3 separate regions of the Homo sapiens genome follow, and all the other regions are linked to region 3. Evidence: chromatin loops called from intact Hi-C (ENCODE). Cell type or tissue: PC-9. All regions are shown on one strand. Links, peaks and the distances in the headings refer to the core of each region. The heading gives the core; the rest is flanking DNA.

Region 1 (7,865 bases), core at 1,774-6,773, 300 kb after region 3:
CCGAGTGACTCGAGTGACTCGCATTTACCAAGTATTGCCTATGAGCTCTGTGGTTTGTGTGCTGCCTGTACAATATAAAAGGTAATCCACATAACTGAGCTGAGGTAGTGGGTTGATATTCTCATTTTAGAAGAAAGTTGAGATATGCTATAGTTTAGGAAATAAGACAAGTAATCTAGATTTGATTTCTGTGTTGCTATTTATATTAGTAATCTAATTCACACAAGAATGTATACTTGTGAGTTACATAGATCTGATTTTTATAGTAGGGAAATGAATATTAACATGAAGATTAAACAGTCTGACTTTAAAATGGTATATAAATGAGTTTGAAAGAGAAAATACCTGATTTCATTTTCTGTTCTGTTGTAGTAGGAGGGTTAGTCTTTCGATAACAGGTCTGAAATAGCATGATACCTGGAAACCATGATTACTGGAAACTGTAAATATTTTACCATCCAGGGTTCAACCTCCTACCCCTTATTCTCCTGACAGTACGCTGAGACAAACATTTTATTAACTAACATCTCTCTCAACATTTTCCCCTGCTAATTGCATTTTGATTGGTTCAAATTCCGTGTGGGGATTCCTTGATTCTGACAGTACAAGACATTCAGTTCTCTTCAAGTCATGTAATCGACTTTTTTGAATTAGTTTTCAGTTTCATTTTGTTTTCCCTAATTCAAGTTGGGAACACTTCATTTTCCCCAATTCAAGTTGGGAACACTTCCTTGGTATTTCCTTGCTACATGGACTTTAGCAAATGCTACTTTACTCTCCTTCCAGCTACTCAGGAGGCTGAGGCAGGAGAATCGCTTGAACCCGGGAGGCGGAGGTTACAGTGAGCCTTTTCCTAGTTTTACTGTTGGAAGCCTAACTCACAGGAGAGATTATGCAATACAGTCCTGAAGTCAAGGGAGGAGAGGTAGGAAGGGAGAGGGGAAAAGAAGTTCCTTGAGGGCATTTACTAGAAATGCCTCCTGGTGCTGCCTTTTCTGTTCTGGGCTAGCTGTCTCCTTGAAAACAGCACACACTAATAGGAAATTTAAAAAAAATCCTGGACTCGGTATGCTCTGTTGTCTTTTGTGGAGAAGTCAAAGCACCTTCTTTTTCTTCTCCACCCATGCCCCATCTCTTTGTTGCTTGTTTAGGCAAAAAAGTAAAATATTTCTTCCCCTTATTTGGCATTCAACTGCTTAATTCAGTTATGTCTTGGTTCTGAGTTTTCTGTATCAACTTTTCCTACAATGTGGAAACTTTAGATCAACAGATTCAATTCTGTCTTCATTTTAGAAAAGTTTTCTTACATTGTATTTATGTATCAACTCCTTGATTTGATGAGTTCTTGACTTCAGGGGCCAATATCAATTATCCTAATACTGTGTCATTTATGTGCTATAATGTAACCTCATCTAATTGCATTCAATTTATGTTCTATAGCTCAACCTCATCTAGTGCATTCATCTCTTTCATCTGAATTCATGAAGATATCACAAATCTTCCTCTACTTTGGCTTTCAGTGATATCACTTCTGTACTTTGCTAGCTCTACATTCTTATTAGTTATCTCTAGAAATTTTAGTCCATATTTTGTTTCCTCATATCTACAATCCTCTTCTCATCCTATCATTTTGTTTAGCTTGTTTTTGAGTACTTGTTTTGTTGTGTACATATGCTGGTCATTAATTTCTAATATAAAACATATAATTATTTTGTATATTTTTTTCTAGAGGGTATAGACCTAATTTAAGTGAAGTTTTCCTTTCTGTTCTTTGAACTGTTTTATTCCAGGTTGGGCTTTATTTTTTGGTCACTTGCATGCCATTCCTGTACCCCACCTATTTTGGATTATAGTGTATATTATGTAGCATGTCAGTTTTTTATTTTGCCCAGTTAGTGGCCAGGTAATTAAATCAGTTCTGACATAGTAGGTACGTGATGGGCTCTTGATTTTTTTTTCTCATTTTGTCTGAGACCTATAATCCATTATTGCAACCACCATCGCCACCACCTCACAGCAGGTGACTCTGGTGGTTGGGTATTTTGTGTTCTCTCATTTGCTTAGGCTGAGTTATTGGCAGGGGTGGAAATAAACTTTTTGTTAGATAATTGAACTGACTCTCATTTTTGGACCTACTGAATATCACATTCCAATGTTTATATCATTTAGTTGGTGGTGTGTATACGCGTGTGTAGTGTTCTAAAGGGGAATGCACTGGCGTTTTGAGTGGCTTCTCTCTGTTCAATGTATCATTGTATAAGCTATGCTCCCATTGTCATGTCAACGCCATTGTTTATGTTCCCATTTGTTTCCTACTCCTTCCCAGTCAAGAAAGAAAGAAGAAAGATTTCTCTCCAAATTTAGGCATTGTGTTACTTTCCTCAGGCTCCTTTAACAAACTACCACAAATATGGTGGCTTAAATTAAGAAAAACATATCCTCTCAGTTCTGAAGGCTAGAAGTCCAAAATCAAGGTGTTGGCAGGCCCACACTTCTGAAGATTCTAGGGGAGAATCCTTCCTTGTTCTGCCAACTTCTGGCGACTCCTGGTGTTCCTTGTCTTGTGTCAATATAAGTTCAGTCTCTGCCACCGTCTGTGTCTCCTTTCATACCTCTCATAGGACTTAAGACACAGCCTAATCCAGTATGATTTCATATCAGTCTTCACCTTAATTACATCTACAAAGACCTATTTTCAAATAAGCTCCCATTCTGAGGTTCTAGGTGGATGTGAAATTTTGAAGAACAACCAGTCGATCCACTACAAATATATTAGAAAGGACTTTCAGGGCTTCAGCAACACACCACAAATCTACTGTGTCTGAGAGTGGGCTTCACCTCCCTACTAATGGTCTGTTCTGCAGATCGCTAATCTCTCTAGATCTGGTAAATTGCTCCTTCAGCCCAGGATGTTAGGGTACTTGTCCATGTTGCTAGTCTTGGGGGTACAGCATCATTCTTGTTAGTTTCACTTAACCCTGCCTGCAGCTGTATAAATAGTCACATTAGTAAACTATTGATGATTACCACAATATGTTGTCATATTTGCTGCCTGAGTAGGATTACTGGTTGACTTTGCATCCTTGCCTTATAATTGATTTTTACAGGGACTATTTCTAATGTTTCCCCATTGAAGATTCTGTCTGTTTTTATAGGGTTTTCAGACATATTCTTTGTCACATTAAAACCTTTTACTCATCAATGAGGAATTTGCAATTACTTTGTACATTATCTATTTTTTTCTGCATGGATTCAGATGATTGGTTTTTCAACTCTAATCTGCTTAATATGCTTTTAGCCTGGGTTTTCTAGAAAACAGAACCTGAGCAAGGATTAAAATGCTGATGCTTTATTTGGGAGGTTAAAAACTCAGGGCTGTGAGAGAGAAGGAAAGCGGAAGCAAGGCAAGGGAAGATGGGCAGCTTTGTAAACGGACAGATTACCATGCTGGCTACTGCTTCACGAGTAGTCAGAAAGACCCAGCAATTCTCTTGGTCGTAGCATTCATCAGTGTGAAGGACTTTTCTGAATGGGAATGTAGAAAACCGTGCCTCAAAGTCCTCCACGGGAGGAAAGAAGATGGGGGGATTCATCTGCCCAGATCTAGTCGTTCCTGTTGGTTAAAATTTACCTCACAGGAAATAAGCAGTTCCATATATCCCAATGTCATCATCTAGTCCCTTTAATAGCAGCTCAGAGTGCTGAGTCCCATGCCCTGCTGTATAGAGTTCCATTCCATTCCAGAAGTATCAGGAGGAACCAGACACTCCAGGTACATGCCTGGTTGGCTCAGCTCTGGGTGGTGGCCAAGGAGGAAGGCTTGGCACTCTCAGGGCAAATGACTCAACAGAGCCTCACAGTGACAGTTAAGGTCAGTGACACATTTGAGCCAAGGAAATCTGAGGCACACAGACTTTGGTCTGATACATGTGATAAATCACATTTATAAATCTTCTAATGGTAAATCTTCTTTGGATTCCTGGAGAAAACCCAACTTGGTCACTGTGGCAGCCATGAAAATGTGGGCTCACATCTGCTGTGGGGAGTGTGGGTGATTGCAGCCCCAGGTGCTGCTGTCTGGATCATCACCACCTTTGTGTCATGGCCATGACTGATCTCAGCTGATGCTCCACTGATTATTCATTCCCTCAGTGATTGAGCACAGTGGCAAGGCTAACAAGGGAATCCTCTAATGGATGACTTTGGTGCAAGGGTTCCCCAGTCATCTAACAAAACTTTCTTAGAACTGCTGCAAGCCTGACGTTCCTTTCACTCCATTTCCACCCTTCCTCTCTCCTTTAACATCACAGTTGGAAAGTTCTCCTCACTTCTGCTTTCCCCCTTTATCCTTCACAGGAATTTTCCTCACTAGCATCCCTTGAACATCGTGTCCCATCTTAGTGTCTGCTTCTTGTAGAACGTGATTAGCACAGTCATAATACATTATCTGTTTTAATATTGTTAGATTTGGTTTACAACATTTTGTCCAGATTTTCATATCTCTTTTCCTGAGTGAAATAGATTATCTTCTGTCCTCATACAGTCTTTTCCTGGGTTTAAATAATGCTGTCCTTGAAGTTTGGTAGAATTTGTCTGGAAAACCATCTGGGCCTGCTCGAGCTCTCCCTCTCTCTCCCTCTGTGCGTGTGTGTGAAGGTTTTAAACTGCTATCCAATTTCTTTAATAATTATAGGACTCTTTAAGATTTCTATTTTGTGTGTATGTCAGTTAAGGAAAGATTCTCAGAAAACTGTTTTTAAATCCACTGGCAGAATGTTGCTGATACTATTATCTTTTCACATCTCTGCTTTATCTGTAGTTAGGCCAACTTTTTTAACATACTACATTTTCTCACTTCATTTTGCCAGAAGTTTGTCTATTGTCAATTTGTAGTCTTGTTAATCAATTTTTGACTTCAACCTTTTCCATTGTATATATATATATTTTTCTATTTTATTTCCACTGTTATATTTTCCTGCTACTTTTTTGAATTTTTCTTTTTTTGAGACAGAGTCTCGCTCTGTCACACAGGCTGGAGTGCAATGGCACGATCTCGGCTCACTGTAACCTCCACCTCCCAGGTTCAAGCAATTCTCCTGCCTCAGGCTCCCAAGTATCTGGGATTACAGGCATCCGCCACCATGCCTGGCTAACTTTTGTGTTTTTAGTAAAGACAGGGTTTCACCACGTTGGCCAGGCTGGTCTTGAACTCCTGACCTCAGGTGACCTCAGGTGAGCCACTGTGCCCAGCCCTTTTTAAAAAAAATTTTCTAACTTAGATTTTATACTCATTTAATATCTGCTTACCTTTATTCCTTTTTAATACAAATGTTTGATTAAATTCTCCTTAAAACTGCTTTTATTGTATTCTACCTCTTTGTATATGTTGTGCTTTTTCATTTGGTTCTGAGTAATAACCATTTTTATGTTAGAATAATTTTAGAGTTACAGAAAAGTTATGAAGATATTATAAGAGTTCTTGTTGGCCAGGCGTGGTGGCTCACGGCTGTAATCTCAGTAATTTGGGAGGCCGAGGCGGGTGGATCATGAGGTAAGGAGTTCGAGACCAGCCTGGCCAACATGGTGAAACCCCATCTCTACTAAAAATACAAAAATTAGCCAGGCCTGGTGGCAGGTGCCTGTAATCCCAGCTACTCGGGAGGCTGAGGCAGGAGAATCACTTGAAACAAGAAGACGGAGGTTGCAGTCAGCCAAGATCACGCCACTGCACTTCAGTCTGGGCAATAAGAGTGAAACTCTGTCTCAAAAAAAAAAAAAAGAGTTCTTGTTAACTTTTGCCCAGCTTCCACTTTGTTAACATTGTATATACATGGTTCATTTGTCAAAACTTAAGAAATTATCATGGTACAATACTACTAACTAAACTACAGATTCTATTTGAAGGTCACCAGTTTTCCCAGTAACTTCCTTTTTCTGTTTCAGGATCCAATCCAGAATACCACAATGCATTTAGTAATTAGGTCTTTTTTTTTATTTTCAATTTTAATTTTTGTGGGTACATAACAGGTATATATATGTATGAGATACATGAAATGTTTTAATACATGCATGCAATGTAAAATAAGGACATCATGGAGAATGGGGTATCCATCCTATTAAGCATTTGTCCTTTGAATTACAAATAATTCAATTACACTCTTAAAATTATTTTAAAATGTGCAATTATGTTATTGATTATAGTCACTCTGTTGTGCTACCACATAATAGGTCTTATTGATTCTTTCTAACTATTTTTTGTACCCATTAACCATCCCCACCTTCCCCGCAACCACCACTACCCTTCCCAGCCTCTGGTAACAAACCTACTCTCCAGGCCCATGAGTTTAATGGTTTTGATTTTTAGATCCAACAAACGAGTGAGAACATGTGACGTTTGTCTTTCTGTGCCTGGCTTATTTCACTTAACATAATAATCTCCAGCTCCATCCATGTCGTTGCAACTAATTGGATCTCATTCTTTTTTATGGCTGAATAGTTACTCCATTGTATATATGTACCACATTTTCTTTTATCCATTTATCTGTTGATGGACACTTACGTTGCTTCCAAATCTTAGCTATTATGAGCAGTGCTGTAACAAACATAGCAGTGCAAATATCTCTTTGATATACTGATTTCCTTTCTCTTGGGTATATACCCAGCAGTGGGATTGCTGGATCATACAGTAGTTCAATTTTTAGTTTTTTAGGAACCTCCAAACTTTTCTTCATACTGTTGTACTAATTTAGATTCCCACCAACAAGGTATGAGCATTCCCTTTTCTCCACATCCTTGCCAGCATTTGTTATTGCCTGTCTTTTGGATAGAAGCCATTTTAACGGGGGTGAGATGATATCTCATTATAGTTTTGATTTGCATTTCTCTGATCAGTGATGTTGAGCACCTTTTCGTATGCCTGTTTGCCATTTGTACATCTTCTGAGATATGTCTATTCAAATCTTTTGCCCATTTTTTTAAATTGGATTATTAGATTTTTTCCTATAGAGTTATTTGAGCTCCTTATATAGTCTGGTGATGAATCCCTTGTCAGAGGGGTAGTTTGCAAATATTTTCTCCCATTCTGTGGGTTGTCTCTTCACTTTGTTGATTGTTTCCTTTGCTATGCGGAAGCTTTTTAACTTGATGTGATCCCATTTGTCCATTTTTGCTTTGGTTGCCTGTGCTTGTGGGGTATTGCTCAAGAAATTTTTCCCCAGACCAATGTCCTAGAGATTTTCCCCAGTGTTTCTTGTAACCGTTTCATGGTTTGAGGTCTTAGATTTAAGTCTTTAATCCACTTTTATTTGATTTTTGTATATGGCAAGAGGTAGGGTTCTAGTTTCAGTCTTCTGCATATGGATATCCAGTTTTGCAAGCACCATATATTGAAGAGACTATCTTTTCCCCAGTGAATGTTCTTGGTACCTTTGTTGAAAATGAATTTACTGTACATATGTAGATTTTTTTCTGGGTTTTCTATTCTGTTCCACTGGTCTATGTGTCTGTTTTTATGCAAGTACCACACTGTTTTGACTATTATAGCTCTGTAGCATAATTTAAAATCAGGTAATGTGATTCCTCCTGTTTTGTTCTGTTTGCTTAGGATGGCTCTGGTAGCAGTTAGGTCTTCTTAGTCTTCTCCAAACTTCAAGTTTCTCCTTTTTTGTTTTTTTGTGACCTTGACAGTTTTGAGGTATAATGCTCAGGTAATTTGTAGACTATCTTCAATTTGACTTTGTCTTATGTTTTTCTCATTATTAGACTGGGGTTGTGGGTTTTGTGGCAGAGTACTACACAGGTGTAGTGCCCTTATCACATGTAGGGATACATAATAGCAACATGACTTACTGATAATGTTAATCTCA
Region 2 (7,865 bases), core at 1,752-6,751, 470 kb after region 3:
TATAACTTGGAGAGTATTTATTAGGAAATAATAGGGAAAATCTCTTTACCAATGCCTTATGTATAACCATAAATATGTAATCATATATTAATACTTTAATATGTAAATTATTGATGTACAAGTTCTAAACAAACTAGAATATTTCAAGTAATAAAATAAGTATGAGCAAATCCTATAATAAATTTGTTCACAGCACAAATGTGAAAGGAGGTCACGGTAAACTTGAAGACCAAATTAACAATTAAAGTTTGTGTTAGAATACATTTTTTACTTTAGTTTGATATAAACTTTTTTTTTTTTTTTGAGATAGAATCTCACTCTGTTGCCCAGGCTGGAGTGCAGTGGTGCGATCTCAGCTCACTACAACCTCCACCTCCCAGGTTCTAGCTATTCTCCTGCCTCAGCCTCCCTAGTAGCTGTGACTACAGGCATGCGCCACCACATCTGGCTAATTTTTGTATTTTGAGTAGAGACAGGGTTTCACCATGTTAGCCAGGCTGGTGTCAAACTCCTGACCTCAAGTGATCCACTCACCTTGGCCTCCCAAAGTGCTGGGATTACAGGCATAAGCCACTGCACCCAGCTGATATAGACTTTTTTGTAAACTTACAAATATGAAACTTTTATGTAATGAAAATCCTTTTTTCTTATACGTATACAGAGATGCATGTTATACAACATTTTATATATATTGATGTGTTTTAGTACTTTCAAATTTTAAAAACATCCCATTATGCATTTTATTTCAAGGACTGAGTTTGATCATTAATATTTGCTACAAATCTTCTTCAGATAGCCCCAACGAACATAATGGGTCTTTTCAAAATTTAGAATCTTTTCAAGGAAGGCTTTGGTATTTTCATTTGCCTGACCTGGATCCTGTTAAAATTGTTTGTAGAAAACCAAAGACTTATCTTTTCCTTTTATCATTTGGTCAGTAATTTTTTCTCATTTTATTATATCAGTAGAAAATACAACAGGAAATTACATCCGTGATGCTAGTGTGTTATTTGGAATAACCAAGACTGGCATAAATGAGGCAACAGACTTCAGATCAACTAAAAATCAGTAACATTCACAGAACTTGTCAGGATCTGAACAATGTCTATGTCCCACGTTCCTGCCTGAAAACAGTATCTTGTCATAATCAAAGTGAGTATATATTATAGGTGACAATCGCCAGAAGATAAATCTGTTCCTCTGAGGACCTCCAGTTCTTTTGTTTCATTTCTAATGAGACAACTACGGCTCTTATAAGGCCAGAATACATACCACATCATAGTTGGTTCATCTTTATCACTGTTTTTAATCAGCTCATGTTTGATTCATTATTAATATGTTTTAATCAGCCTGTCTTTCCCCCAGGAAGTTCACTTGTTATAAAATAAATAAAATCAACGGGATATCTACTCCTGTTGGAAATAATAGTTATTTTCAAGAAGATCTAAAGCCTAATAAATGAAATTGATAGGACACGGATTGATAAAACCCAGGGCTTGCAAAGGACAGGGAGAGGTCAGTTGCCCTAGCTCCTTCCTAGCAGGATTGTTGAGAATCAACTGTGACAGCATAGCTAGAGTATTCAGGAAATGAAAGGCTTCAGACTGCCCAGATCCATCTTGAAGATTCACTGCAATCCACGATTATGGCGAGGCCCAAGAGGCATGTAACTGCTAACATGCCGCCATGCTTGCTCCCATGGAGAAAGCCACAGAAAGGACCATACGTAATCCCCCAGCAAACCTTGCTCATCTTTCCCAGAACATGCAGAAAGATTTCAGAGTATTGGGACATCACCAAATTCAGAAACTGTACACTGCAGCTAATTTACTAATAAGCCATGAAGTATTGTCATAAATTACTTAAACTAACTGGTACTTGTCCAATTAAATGAACAAACTACATCCTGCAAGGTAGTGGCCTTGAGGATTGATGGCAGTTGTTTGTTTGCATGCTAATTTGCCAAATTTTGTTAAGCTGCTCTGGGTCTACTCATTCACCTTATGTTAATCAGTTAGGCCCTACAGTGCTCATATTTTTAGCTCTGTGTTTTTCCAGTCAAGAGCATGACCATTTTTAAACTCAACAAGTTTCCGCTCACGTTAACAGTGGAGGCCATGCATTAGCATCAAATGTGCAGTGAAAGCCTGCATTAGAGATGATGGAGTGGGGCAACTGACAAGAGAGTTTCGTTTGGATGCCACAGGTGATGCACACAAACACCATTAAGATAAAATGTGCAGGGCTTTCCGCCCCCATTTCCCATCCTCTGATAGGGCCTAAGTCCTGACATGGATCAACATAGCAGGCAGGGACAATTCTCCCGAAATGAAAATGGACAAAGAGAAAAACATATATTACCTTCTCAATGAGATCTATGCAAGCTTGCAAATCCAGACCAAAGCCAATAGACACCCATTCAATGCTTTCTTTCTTATATTCCTCTTGCTCCAGAACAAACATGTGCCAATTGAAGAATTGTTGTAATTTTTCATTGGTAAAATTAATGCAAAGTTGCTCAAGGCTATTATACTTCAAGGATATGAATAGGTAAGAAGAAGAGATAAAAATAAAATTGAGGTCCACTTTCAAGAATGTCCAGTAAAGAAAAAACCATAACCATTATTATATGATCAGAAATAGACCCAACAAGTAACAAATGCTCAATTAACTTAATTAATTGTAATTTTGAATTGTAATATCATTAAGTACAATTTTCTAAAGATTATTACAATAATATAGCACTTAATGGTATTAAAATTTAAAATCATAATTAATTCCTTTACCTCCATTTACCTTTATGTAAGCCAGAATTAAGAAATCAATAAATACTTAATACCATTAAGTATAACAATAATTATTATTGATATTAATTATAGCTCTTTTCCAAACAAGGTAGCCCTTAAGGTTTGCATAGAATGATCCCCATGCTTTGACCATATTTTCCCATCTTCAAGTAACGTTTTCTAATCTTCTTATAAATATGCATTGACTTCCTTCTTACCAGATACACTTACCTCAAGGATTTCAAAACCAGTGATGTCAAGAATGCCAATGAAGAACTGCCTTGACAGCTTGGCATCCAGGGCCCTGTTGATCCGTGCCACTAGCCACTTAAACATCCTTTCATACATTGACTTGGACAGGGCACCGACAGCACAGGTTACCTAGAAATCACATTGAAAACACTCCTTCATCTGACTGAAGTGTTCATTTTAATCCCGGGCATTCTCTATCAGCAACTGCCTTCTAGTCAAATTAGGATGTCTTTATTGACCTTCTGTGCTTCCAACATTCTGCTGAATACAATGAGAAAAGGAAGAAAAGAAAGAGAGAGAGAGAGAAAAAGAAAGAAAGAAAGAAAAGGAGAAAGAGGAAGGAAGGGAGGGAGGGAGGAAGGAAGGAAGGAAAGAAGGGAGGGAGGGAGGGGGAAAATGAAGGGGAGAGGAAGGGAAGAAAAAGGAGGAAAGGAGATGGGTAGGAGAAAGGAGTAAGCTAGCCTGGTGCCTCTTTATGAAAACACAGATGAGAGGAATCATGTTCCTATTATTAAAGGACTAACTATCCCGGGGTATGGTGTGGTGATGTGTCCCAAAGCCTTGCTATTCAAAGTGTGATCCTAAGACCAGCAGCAGCACCACCTAAGAGTTTGTTAAAAATGCAAACTCTCAGGCCCAGTCCCAGACCTACTGAATCAGAATCTGTAAGCTAACAATCCCCAGCTGATTCCTATTGACAAAGACTCTCTCCTTGACCAAACTTTAATGAGGATCCTCTGACCCCTTGCCTCCACCTTACCTGTCCTGTCTTCAGCCTGTCTAGCCCAGCTGCAGGAAGAAGTCTGCTGAATCACTCACCCTTGATCTCTGATTAAATTCCTTATCCCTCACCTTTGATGTATATGTTCTTGGCCTGCCTTTAGCAAGAATCCTGTTAGGTCAATTTAAAAAAATCCTCCTACCCCCTGTTAGTAATTTTCCATCCACTGATCCCCTCCTTCTGGTCTTGGGCTGTAAATCCCCACTTATCCTTGTTTTACTTGCAGCTGAGCCCAGTATCTCTCCCCTGTTGCAATATATCTATTGCAGCAGTCCTGAATGAAGTCTTCCTTACCATCTTAATAAGATTCAGAATATTTGTAATACTATGCACAATAGTTTGAAAAGTAGTGGTATAGTACATTAGAAATTTATAATCCCTAACCCTTGTTCTGCCACTGCTGTAGCTGCTATAAATTGTGTAACCTTTGGCAAGTGATCTAACCTTTCTGGAAAGCAACATCTTCATCTGAAAAACACTCTTAAAGGATCTTCCTAGCCTTAGCTTCCAACTCTTTATTATATTAGTTCCCAGTTTTGCTCTCAACAACCTGGACAGAGAATAGCCATTTGTGAATCATTCTGACTCAGATTCTCCTGCTGTAAAACTGAGGCTGCCTTTTCCTTCCCTGGAGGGGTGTGGAAAAGGTTCTAAAGTAACCTACTGGGGAGAGCGCCAACCTTTGTGCCTGGATGATGCTCTACAAATGCAGATCCTACTTCCATAACTCCAATAGCGCTGCTGTAGTAGCAGGTTTCTGACATACTCCAAGGAAGGGAGAATTTTAGCTGGCCATTCTCCAAGCCTGGAAACAGAACGTGCTCCAATCACTTAACATTTAAAATAGACCTATCACATCCATCCTTCTGCCCAGGAGAGAGCACACAGCAGGAGCCAGTTGGTGTCTGGTGGTGATTTAGTTATGAGTCACCCACTCCCTGATCAGTTATCTTGAGTCATTTCCACAGTAATCCATAAGCCGGATGGCATCACAGTTTTTTATTATCAGCATCAAGAGCACACACGTACAAATAAAGCATCAAGAATGATTTTCATCCTCTGTAACACTGAAGAAATCACTCTGTCTACAGCAGTCACTCTGAAACTTTAAAAAGAACATGACTAACTTGCTCACCCCCTTTTAATTCCCTAAATACTTGAGAAGTGGGAGTGGGAGAGACACTGTTAGGTCAGGTGTGGCAAGTAGTGGAGAAACACAAGAAGAAAGCCTGGAAATGTAGGCAGTAGGATAAATGGATGGTAAAGGTCTGCTGAATGAATTCATGAAACAGATCAATATGTTGCTCACTAATTAATCATTTTCATCATTTTCTGTCCAATGGAGAGGAAATGAGGTGGCTAAATCTATATTTCCACTTTTCAAGGGTTAAATGCACCCATTTCTTAGCTCTTTTTAAAATAACCTCACAGAAGGCTTTGGTTACTGGGGGGCAATAGTGCATATAGAAAACAACAACAGAAAAAAAATAACAAAGTCAAATAGTTAATCTTTTTTGTTTGTTTTTGAGACAGAGTGTTGCTCTGTTGCCCAGGCTGGAGTACAATGGCACGATCTCAGCTCACTGCAACCTCCGCCTCCAAGGTTCAAACGATTCTCTTGCCTCAGCCTCCCAAGTGGCTGGGATTACAAGCACACACCACAATGCCCGGCTAATTTTTTGTATTTTTAGTAGAGACAAGGTTTCACCATGTTGGCCAGGCTGGTCTCAAACTCCTGACCTCAGGTGATCCACCCGCCTCGGCCTCCCAAAGTGCTGGAATTATGGGCGTGAGCCACCGTGCCCAGCCAAAATTTTTAACTATGTTGATCCCTCTCTTTCTCATCTGTAAAATAATAATAATGAAATATGTGTAGCTCAGGGTTGTTGTGAGATATCCAGTGAGACAGAGGATATAAACTGACAGCATATTTGACGCTTAGTATCCAATAAATGTTAATCCTCCCTTTTCCACCCCTTTTCTGCTTTTATCACTTTCTCATCCTCACCCCAGTATTTACTTACTAGTTGTGTCACCTTGAGTGGTTAATCTTTCTAAGGGTCACTATCTGTAGCTGTAAAATAGAAATAACAAGACCTACTTCATAGGCTTGTTATTCGATTAAATGAGATAATCCATACAAAGCACTTAGTACATCACCTATAGTTAGTACTCAGTGGACATTATTATTATTTTATTATTAATCATAAAGTAACTTATTTCTAGGTGACATAGTTAGAAATATCATGGAATCATAAAATACTAGACCTGAAGATCCTTAGTTCTTGATAGTCATATATAGCAGCTTTCACCTTGGGATGGTATCTCCTCAAAGGAGGAATGCATTTAGAAATGCAAGTGGCATTTTCTGGTTGTCACAGTGACTAAGAATGCTACTGGCATTCAGTTACCTGGGGGCCAGGAATCCCAAACATCTACAGTGTGCAGGACACTCTCATCCATAAAGAACTGTCCCATCTTAAATGCCAATTACCATTGAGAAATACAAAGTTGTTCAACCACTTCACTGTGGGGCTCAGAGAGATGAAGACAATTAACCAAGGTATCAGAGTTAGTTAGCATTATAGCTAGAACTAAATTTTGTATAGAATGTTAACGTTGCAAAAATTTTTCCCATCTTTTGCAATTGTCATCAACAGAGCATACATGTCTCTATTTTTAGCAATGGCAATTGTCTCTATAAAATCAGAAAAATTCCTAAGGGAAAAAAAAAAGCCTTAGAGCATGCTTTCTTACTATGTCTCCAGGAGAGAGAGAGAGAGCGAGAGGAGGAGGATTTTTTATTTTAATGTTGAATAATAATATATTAGCTTGTTTCACTGGTCCTATTATAGTAAAGGCTGGAGTCCTTACTATAATATTGTGTCTTTAATTCCTCAGAACACAATATTAGAGAGCTGAAGACTTGTTCTCAGCCCTCCTAGGGGCTCCTTATTTTTTTTTTTATTTTTTATTTTTGCTTTTTTTTGTTTTTATTATTATTTTAATTGATAAATAATTATATATATTTATGAGGTACAGAATGATATTTTGATACATGTATACAATGTGGTAATGATCAAATCAGGGTTATCAGCACATCTATACCTCAAACACTGATCATTTCTTTATATTAGAAACATTCCAAATCTGCTCTTCTTGCTATTTGGGCTCATTAGTTTTATACAGAGAAAAACCCTGTTCTATAAACATAGCATGTCATGCATGCATGTTGTGGTGAATGTCTAAGAAGGTATGAAACTGCTGAACAACTCTAACCCCCTGCCAAGAAATAGCTCAGTTATGTGTCCTGCTGATCGTGATTCAAGTTTAGCTCAATGTAGTCTATTTTAACATGCGTGGAGCACTTACGGCTTACAGGGCATTGTTTTAGATGCTTGGAGTACTAAGATGAATTAGACACAGTTCATGCTTCAAAGAGGTTAGAAGACAAAAATCTAAGCAGATTATTTCAATATAGTATAGTTAGTATTATAGTAGAGGTAGAATTATCCATTTATAGAGTAAGCTAAATTAATAAATTGATTTTGATCAGTCATTTAAATGTTTTAAATAACACAGACACATCAGTTACCTTAATATACCAAGGGAAACACATCTATTCTAGTCATCATATATAAGATGACTGTCTTATATTACAAATTTGTACATTTGTCTATCTCTTTTTCAGAGTTAGGGTGTATACTGAGTAAGACAATCAGTATCACCTGAGTACTAGCTATATATCCTTTGGAATGTTACTTAACATTCTCTTTGACTCAGTTTCCTCAACTAGGAAAAACATAAATTATGCATTTCTGCCCTACTTAGCTCTGAGTATTATTGTAAGAATAGAAGGCAATAATACTGTGAATGCTTTATCCATACTATGTGTGACACCACTTCCTCTTTCCAGAAAGGCTACATTTCTCAGCCCCTTTCTGTAGCTAAAGGTATTATTTTACTAATTCTTACCAATGGACTGTTAGTGAAAGTGATATTACTTCTAGCCCAAGCAGTTAAAGGTGGTTGTACTTTCTCTGCAA
Region 3 (7,865 bases), core at 1,039-6,038:
TAACTTATTTCCCTCTGGCTTCTTCATTCTAGACTCTATTTCACTGAAAAGTGTTTCAGTGTTTTCTCGTCAGTTTCTGAACTGTGTGACCGTCATCCTGCATGGACCCTCATATTCCAGCTTCCTGTTTCCTCCCTCCTGCGTCTCCATCCCCAGCTCCCAGTAGCAGGAAGCATTCACCACATTTTCACTTCTTGTTCTTTTCCTAGGCTGTCATTAATAAAAGTGTGAAACACAAGCTTTGGGCTACTCAGTGATATTTTCTTGGCCCAGGAAGAACAGGGTGATTACTTCGGTTTCTCATGCAGGATTTGAGAGAAGGGGTTTCCACTCTGAAACCTCAGTGGCAAAATGACCGGCAGGTTCATCTCTCTGCTGTCTCTGCCCAGAAAAAGTAGCCAGAACCACGAGGGTCACCTCTCCCTATATGGGGTCAATTCTATAAGAAATGAGATTTGCAGGCCCTCACACAATGTGGCTCCTAATCTGAGGCAGGGTTCCTCTGGGCTCCCTTTACCACTTGGTAGATGTTCCCATTGGCTGTGACCTGGAGGCCAGGCCTTTTGATTCTCAATCTATCCACATGACTTATATAGACACAGCTCCTGTAAACACCACTGAAGGCTGAGTGTGGTGGCTCACACCTGTAATCCCAGCACTCTGGGAGGCTGAGGCAGGCAGATCATTTGAGCTCAGGAGTTCAAGACCAGCCTGGGCAACATGGTGAAACCTCATCCCTACTGAAAATACAAAAATTAGCCAGGCGTGCTGGTGCACACCTGTAGTCCCAGCTACTTGGGAAGCTGAGGTGAGAGACTCACTTGAGCCCAGAGAGGTTGAGGCCCAAAGAGCTGTAATCATGCCACTGCACGTCAGCCTAAGTAACAGAGCAAGAGCCTGTCTCAAAAATAAATAAATTAATTAATTAATTAAATTATTTTTTTAAAACACCGTTGAATAATAGCTTCCATTTGCAGGCATTTTCACATATATTTTTATTTGATCCTGGAAACAAACCAGTGAAGCAGTTGGCTGGATCTCACTGATACAAGAGCGGGGCGGTCAGGGAAGAGAAAGGCGGGTCCCTGGCTAGGGCTCCACCCTTGGGCCTGTGCCCGTGGACCTAGGTGAAGACAGGTACTCCTGCTTTCGTGCCCAAATGTTGCATTTTCCAAGACCACCCTGGCCCGCTACATCCCCATCACGTGCCTATAAAAACCCTGAGACCCCAGCGGGCAGACACACAAGCAGCTGGATGTGGAGAGAAACAAACGCAGCGGCAGAAGAAGGCACAAGTGGCTGGACGTCAAGAGGGGCGCGGCTGCGTAAGAGCACACAGACAGACACACACAGATGCAGGCAGGCCGGCAGGCCATCCACCGGCAGAATGAGCCAGAATTTGGACGGTGCGGTCAGAGAAGACCCCAGGCCGCTGAGCAGCGTGACTCCAGGGGAAAAACCACCTTTTTACTCCATCTCCTTTCTGGCTCCCGCATCTGCTGAGAGCTACTTCCACTCAGTAAAACCTTGCAGTCATTCTCCAAGCCCACGTGTGAGCCGATTCTTCCCATACACCAGGGCAAGAAAGCCTGGGATACAGAAAGCCTTCTGTCCTTGTGATAAGGCAGGGGGTCTAATTGAGTTGATAAACATAAGCGGCCTACGGACGGCTATGCTAAAAGAGCACCCTGTAACACATGCCCACTGGGGCCTCAGGAGCTGTGAGCATTGAGCCCCAGACCCTGCCGTGGGATCGGAGCCCCACAACTTGCCCGACTGTCTTCTTCCCCTAGGGGTTTTGAGCAGCGGGGCACCAAAGAAGCAACCGCACCCCCATCACATGCCCTGCGAGGGGGATAAGGGAACTCTTCCCATTTCATTACTAACCTCATTTTACAGATTAAGAAACTGTGGTTATATGATTTGTACCACAAATCACAAGTCACCAGCCTGTGTGTGGCAGAGCTGAGGCCCCAGTGCAGGAATTCCGGTTACACAGGCAGCTTGCTTTCTGCTCCTGGACTTGTCTTCTTGTTCCCTTTTTTTCTTTCTCTTTTCATTTTCTCTTTGCCCCCCAGACTCAGTTTCCTACCATGCAATCTTCCTCTCTATTCTAATTCTTTCTGCTATCATCCTATACTGGCTTCATTACTTACTAACTGTGTGACCTTGGGCACATTTCTTTTTTTCTTTCTTTCTTTTTTTTTTTTTTTTTTTTTTTTTTTTTTTTTTTTGTGACGGAATCTCGCTCTGTTGCCCAGGCTGGAGTGCAGTGGCGCGATCTCGGCTCACTGCAAGCTCTGCCTCCCGGGTTCACGCCATTCTCCTGCCTCAGCCTCCCGAGTAGCTGGGACTGCAGGCGCCCAATACCACGCCAGGCTAATTTTTTGTATTTTTAGTAGAGACGGGGTTTCACCGTGTTAGACAGGATGGTCTCGATCTCCTGACCTCATGATCCACCCTTCTCGGCCTCCCAAAGTGCTGGGATTACAGACGTGAGCCACCGCGCCCAGGATCTTGGGCACATTTCTTAACTTCACTGAGCTTCAGTCTCCTCATCTTAAAACAGGAATAATGCTGGCTTCTTCATAGGGTTGTGGTGGAGGTTTAATAAGATTATATACAGAAGGCCTGGTGCAGTGGCTCCTGTCTCTAATCTCAGCACTTTGGGAGGCTGAGGGGAGCAGATCGCTTGAGCTCAGCAGTTTGAGACCAGCCTCAGCAACATGGCAAAGCCCCGTTTCTACAAAAAATACAAAAATAGGTGAGGTATGGTGATGCACACCTGCAGTCCCAGCTATTCAAAAGGCTGAGACGGGAGGATGGCTTGAGTCCAGGAGGTAGAGGTTGCAGTGAACCGAGATTGTGCCACTGCACTCCAGCCTGGACAATAGAGCCAGACCTTGGCTCAAAAAAATATATATATATATATTTTTTACGTATATAGAGAGATAAAAAGAATAAGATAGAAATGAGAGAGAGAAAGAGACAGAATAATTAATAGTCTCTGGCACTTGGTTAACAGTGCGCAGAAATTTTCTTCCTCCAGTTTTTTAATAGCATGGACTCGTGGCTACGACTATGCTTTTGCCCTTCATTCACCTGTGTCGTCCTTATCATAGAACTGTTGGATTTGATTTATCAGGAGACCCTGGTTGTGCCTCTGTGACTATGAGCCGTGGCCAAATCAGAGAAGCCTGATAGATGTGGTCGGAGTGATTAATAGCAACCTGTCTCCAGAGATAAAAGAGTGGCGAGTGAGACGCATTGCCCTGACTCCACTTCTAATTCTGTGTTGTTATATGCGGCTGTTTGGCCAAGCGGAGGCACCACACCCACAGCACCGTATCTGGCTGCAAGCCCTGGATTTCCTGGGTCACCAAGATAAGATTCTTTCAGTGGAAAAGAAAATGATCTGGGGCAGTGGTATTTACCCAGAGCAGGGTGTGAGCACAGGGTGCATGTGCAGCTGCACTTCCATCCCTGACTGATTTCATCACTGGACAAAGTGTAAGCTGGAGAAGGCACAGGAAAGGCGTGTTGGTGCAGGTTTCACCCCTGTTCCTGCAATGCCATTATCTGGTGCTCTCCCAGTGAGAAATTCATCAGTAGGACAGGATGCCCAGGAATGTGAGATCTGAGTCCAGGGAAGTGGTGTCTGTTTTTAGACACTGTAGTTGCTAAGCTTCACCGTCTTCTGCAAATAAAACAGCATTACTTTGCAAAGCCAGGTACTTTCCTACTTCTGTTCCGCAGATATCTAAATGCCCTAGCATAAGAAGGATTAAACAGAAAAAAATCTCCGGATATATCATTGTGACTTACTAATGTTAGGATTTTCTTCCCCCAGCAACATGTCTTCAACATTGTCAGAGCATTTACTGATTGCAGTCAAGGGAAAAAGCAATGGTGACTATATCTTCTTTCTCAAGCCAGTTCCTAAATTCTTAAACAGAGCTTCTGGGACTGTCATCTGTCAGGAAAGGGGAAATTGAGGTCCTGGTCTGCTGGGCCGCTGGCCCTGATCTGAGCCTAGCAGTGGAATTGGAGAAAACACCACAGTTCCTATTTGAAATTATACAGTTGGATGATGTTTCTCTTGGCTTCAACTATAAAAGCTGGTGCCCAGAGCCAATTTTTGGCAAAACTGAGAAGTATGAAGGTTTTTTCCTTCGAACATTCCCAGCATCCTTCTTTAGCACTTTTTATCTTGATCCTCCTCCAACTTCCCCAAGACTTGTTTCTTCCTTTACCTCATCCACATGTGAACAGCAAAGGCTCAGAAACATATTGTCTCTATCTGTAAGTGGTTGATAAAATCTAGAGCAGTGCTTCACAACTGGAATGTAGGTATGAACCTCCTACTTTTTTTTGTTTGTTTTTGTTATTTGTTTTTTTGAGATGGAGTCTTGCTCTGTCACCCAGGCTGGAGTGCAGTGGCATGATCTTGGCTCACTGCAAGCTCTGCCTCTCAGGTTCAAGCTATTCTCCAGCCTCAGCCTCCCAAGTAGCTGGGACTACAGGCGCATGCCACCATGCCCAGCTAATGTTTTTTTGTTTTGTTTTGCATTTTTCATAGAGACGGGGTTTCACCATGTTGGTCAGGTTGGTCTTGAACTGGTGACCTCAAGTGATCAACCCGCCTCGGCCTCCCAACATGCTGGGATTACAGGCATGAGTCACTGTGTCTAGCCCCTACATTTTTAAAATGCAAGTTCAGATCCAGGGGTTCTGGAGTGGGGTCTGACTGAAGGTCTGCCTTTCTAACCAGCTCCCAAGTGATGCTGATGTTGCTGGTTTGTGGACAACACTTTGAGTAGCAAAGCTTTAAACCAATCCTAAGGGGAAAAAATGGGAATGAGGAAAGGTCCCTCTGTGGTTTAGGGAAATGTGTGTGTGTGTGTGTGTGTGTGTGTGTGTGGTGTGACTTTTTATCCTAGTGACTAGTTATATCCTTGTTCTGTCTCTAGATCACACGGTATAATTGGTTTGCTTGATCAAAATTTTAAATTAATTGCTTAGGTTTCAGTTCTCATTGCTGTGATAAATACAAATGATCACTTTTTAGAAATGTGTTTTCCCTTGAAGAGAGACAAATCAAGAGATCTCAGACTTTAAAAGTTTCTTACAAACCTTGTTTTCCTACTCTGTGTTTGGGGGCAGAGGTGAGTAGAGAGGGGTCCCTGGCTAAGGATGAAAGGAGATGGCCCAGTTGATGACTGAGCTTATGGACCGCTGCCATTCAATGCATCTAGTGAACTGCCAGAAGAAATAATTTGCCTGAGACACTGAAGAGCCTTCAGATGGAACTCATTTTGGAAAGCAGAAAGAATCCAGCCCACAAACCTGATCTAGGACCAAAGCCACAGTCCTCAGTGACACAGATTGGTCCTCATCCCAGCCGGACTGACTCAATTATGCTGTCACAGGGAGAGAAAAGCCTGTGAGCCAATACAAAAAGTTTATTTTCATGATGATTCTGGCTTTAGTGCCCTTTTAACAGGATGTAATGCATAAAAGAAGGAGGTCAACCTTAGACAGAGCCTCCCCATCTCCACGGCCGTAGCAGGGATACTCACTGCAGAGGGTGGCAGCAGACGTGCCCAGCAAAAGCAGTAGCAATGCCTGTTGGATTTAGGAGCATAGACTCCACCCTGCATGGAGTCGAGAGGGTGACAAAGGCCGGGAGATGGTGCTGTGTGGGGAGCTGGCCAATTTCATTCATGATCATAGGTGAGAAATTCTCTGGAGCCTTCCAGGAAGATTCGGGAAGAGGTGGCAGTGAAGGGGGATTTCGCAGGGACAGAGACCCCCCTATTCGCTATTAGGAATTAAAGCCTAGGGCTATTAAGCCAATGTATTCAAAATCCCAGGTGATGTATAAAACCAGAACATAGGCTGAAATCAGTGGTTTGAAGTCTACATATATGCTTCAGTCAGAGCAGCTCCGTTCTTTCTTATGGGACTTCCATGTATGATTCATTTGCGGAAAGCATTCCTAGGCTAAATACCCTGAGCAGGATGCTCTCAAATGGTCCGTCCACCACTAGGACTCTATGACTCTCTTCCTCTATAAGTAAGGAAGCAGTGGGCTTGTCAGAGCCAGGGAACCAGGCCAGGAGAGATTGTAGTTAAAGAGGGGATTCCCAGGGTCTGTGTTGAAAGAAGCATTTTGTGGTCAAAGAGGAGATTCCAGAAGTCTGAGCCTTTCATAGCTCAACAGCTCTAAGTGCCAGTGAAGTCCAATCCCCAGTAGACACAGAAGCACCCAGGACCATTGTGGCACCATTTCAGACAGGGAGAGAATCTTCAGGACAGGGGCCCAAATCCCTGGAAACAATGGTGATGGGCAAGGCCCCAGACCTTGCAGGCTATTTTAAGCCAGGAATTAAGAAGCTATGGCTCATACTCCTAGCTTTGCAGTATTCAAATTCAGGCCCCATCACCAGCTGGCTTCAGCAGCTCTGAATGTCCCCAGGGAGAGAGGCCATTTCTAAATTAACCAGGACCCAGATCAGAGACCTCATTCTACTGTGATTGAAATGTTCCAACTAATGAGATTTTTCATAAATTAGTTATTCATCATGGAAGAGGTATTATAGATAAATACCATACCTTATTGCTATTCCAATCTGTCTACCAACCATCTCTTTTAAGAAGAAAAATAGAAGAATTAATGTGGTTCTGAACAGTGATCTGCTTAATGATTTCAAGGTTTTTATCTGGAGAGGATTTCAATAAACTACTTTAAAAGAAGTGGAATGCAAAAAAAATGTGTGAAGGGATTGTATAATTGCTGAAAGGTTGGTTCTCTAGGGCTAGAAATCAACAAAAAGGGTGAATGTTATGGAGAGATTTTTAAGTACTTATTCAGGAGAAACTAAATAGAAAATCAATCAGGAAAATAAAAAATTCATAAATCCAATTGCTTCTAATTGGCTCAGAACATAGTACAGAATTCAAAATGTTTGGCTGTGAACAGCTCAGTCTCTTGAAATTATGACGCTTATCATAGGAGAGTACATTTGGGTTACATTTTTTTTTTAATCAAAGAAAACTCATCAAGGCCAGAGCAATCCTACAAATGGATTGCTCAAGCTGAAAAACTCTTCATCTTGACTATTTATGGAGAAATTTCTACTAAAGATTTACTCAAACCAGGGGAGAACATATTTTCATTTCAAGTCTTTAAACATTGATTAAGCCCCTATCATGTACATAGCACTAGGCTGGGCCCTGTGGAAGGCACACAAACTAATGAGCTATGATTCCTGAGATTTCACAATTTAGAAGGGAAAATGAATGGGCAAGTGCCTAATTAGCCTTAGGTAGGACGAGAACAAATGCAATCAGCCTTAATAATAGACATATCACCATATAACATGAGAAGAGAGAGGGGGCACAGACTATTTCTGACTAAGGGGATCTGAGACGTTTTCTTGGAGGAGGTAAAATCTATTTCAAGGGGTAAGAAGATATTCCACATGGAGAAAAGACTTTGAGCAAATGTTCAGTGGAAACGTGAACTAGGCTTAGGGAATTCAGAATATTTTATAATAACTTAAAATAGTTGGTACAAGGTGAAATCCTGAAGAATGTGACATTTATATTTAGCACTGTAATCTCTGCCTCTCCATCTCCAACTTTTGTGGGCATTTATAATTTGTGTACTGCGTTTATTTCTCTTGTTGGGATGAAAATATCCCAGTAAACATATACACCCTTAAGTGTTACTGACTCAATAGGTCACCCCTCCCAAGTAGTATTTGCTTTTTACAATCAAAAAGGTTTTTGAATGTATTAGTTTAAGGTAAAGAAGATTCAAGATATAAAAGTATTCATAATTTAAACAGTAAGGACAGCTT

What was found. A loop is a pair of places that touch in the nucleus more often than their neighbours do. Peaks named below come from ENCODE experiments on the same cell type or tissue, not always from the same donor. Only the 100,000 strongest peaks of a DNase experiment are listed, where the experiment ranks them.
Region 1: a loop joins it to region 3, with 10 times the contacts of the local background. A loop is called at or near these places in 1 of 110 quality-filtered maps.
Region 2: it touches region 3 in a loop (4-fold over the local background); 1 of 110 quality-filtered maps calls a loop at or near these places.

What each region holds. Positions count from the first base shown.
Region 1 is chr3:108,301,870-108,309,734 of GRCh38, forward strand. The region is part of intron 1 of HHLA2 (HHLA2 member of B7 family); the gene reads left to right. Among named protein-coding and RNA genes, the nearest start is that of HHLA2, 9.3 kb to the left of the region's middle. In PC-9, for the core only: a CTCF peak has its summit at 3,865; a DNase peak (open chromatin) is centred at 3,812.
Region 2 is chr3:108,467,681-108,475,545 of GRCh38, forward strand. MYH15 (myosin heavy chain 15) reads right to left here. Exons shown (of 41, transcript NM_014981.3): 13 at 3,018-3,167; 14 at 2,362-2,532. Among named protein-coding and RNA genes, the nearest start is that of MYH15, 39 kb to the right of the region's middle. In PC-9, for the core only: no CTCF peak of the experiment used is centred there; DNase peaks (open chromatin) are centred at 3,861, 4,741 and 6,251; H3K4me3 peaks cover 1,698 bases; H3K27ac peaks cover 3,786 bases.
Region 3 is chr3:108,002,984-108,010,848 of GRCh38, forward strand. No RefSeq gene overlaps it. Among named protein-coding and RNA genes, the nearest start is that of CD47, 84 kb to the right of the region's middle. RefSeq lists a silencer at 1,093-1,254. In PC-9, for the core only: no CTCF peak of the experiment used is centred there; a DNase peak (open chromatin) is centred at 3,418; H3K4me3 peaks cover 375 bases; H3K27ac peaks cover 469 bases.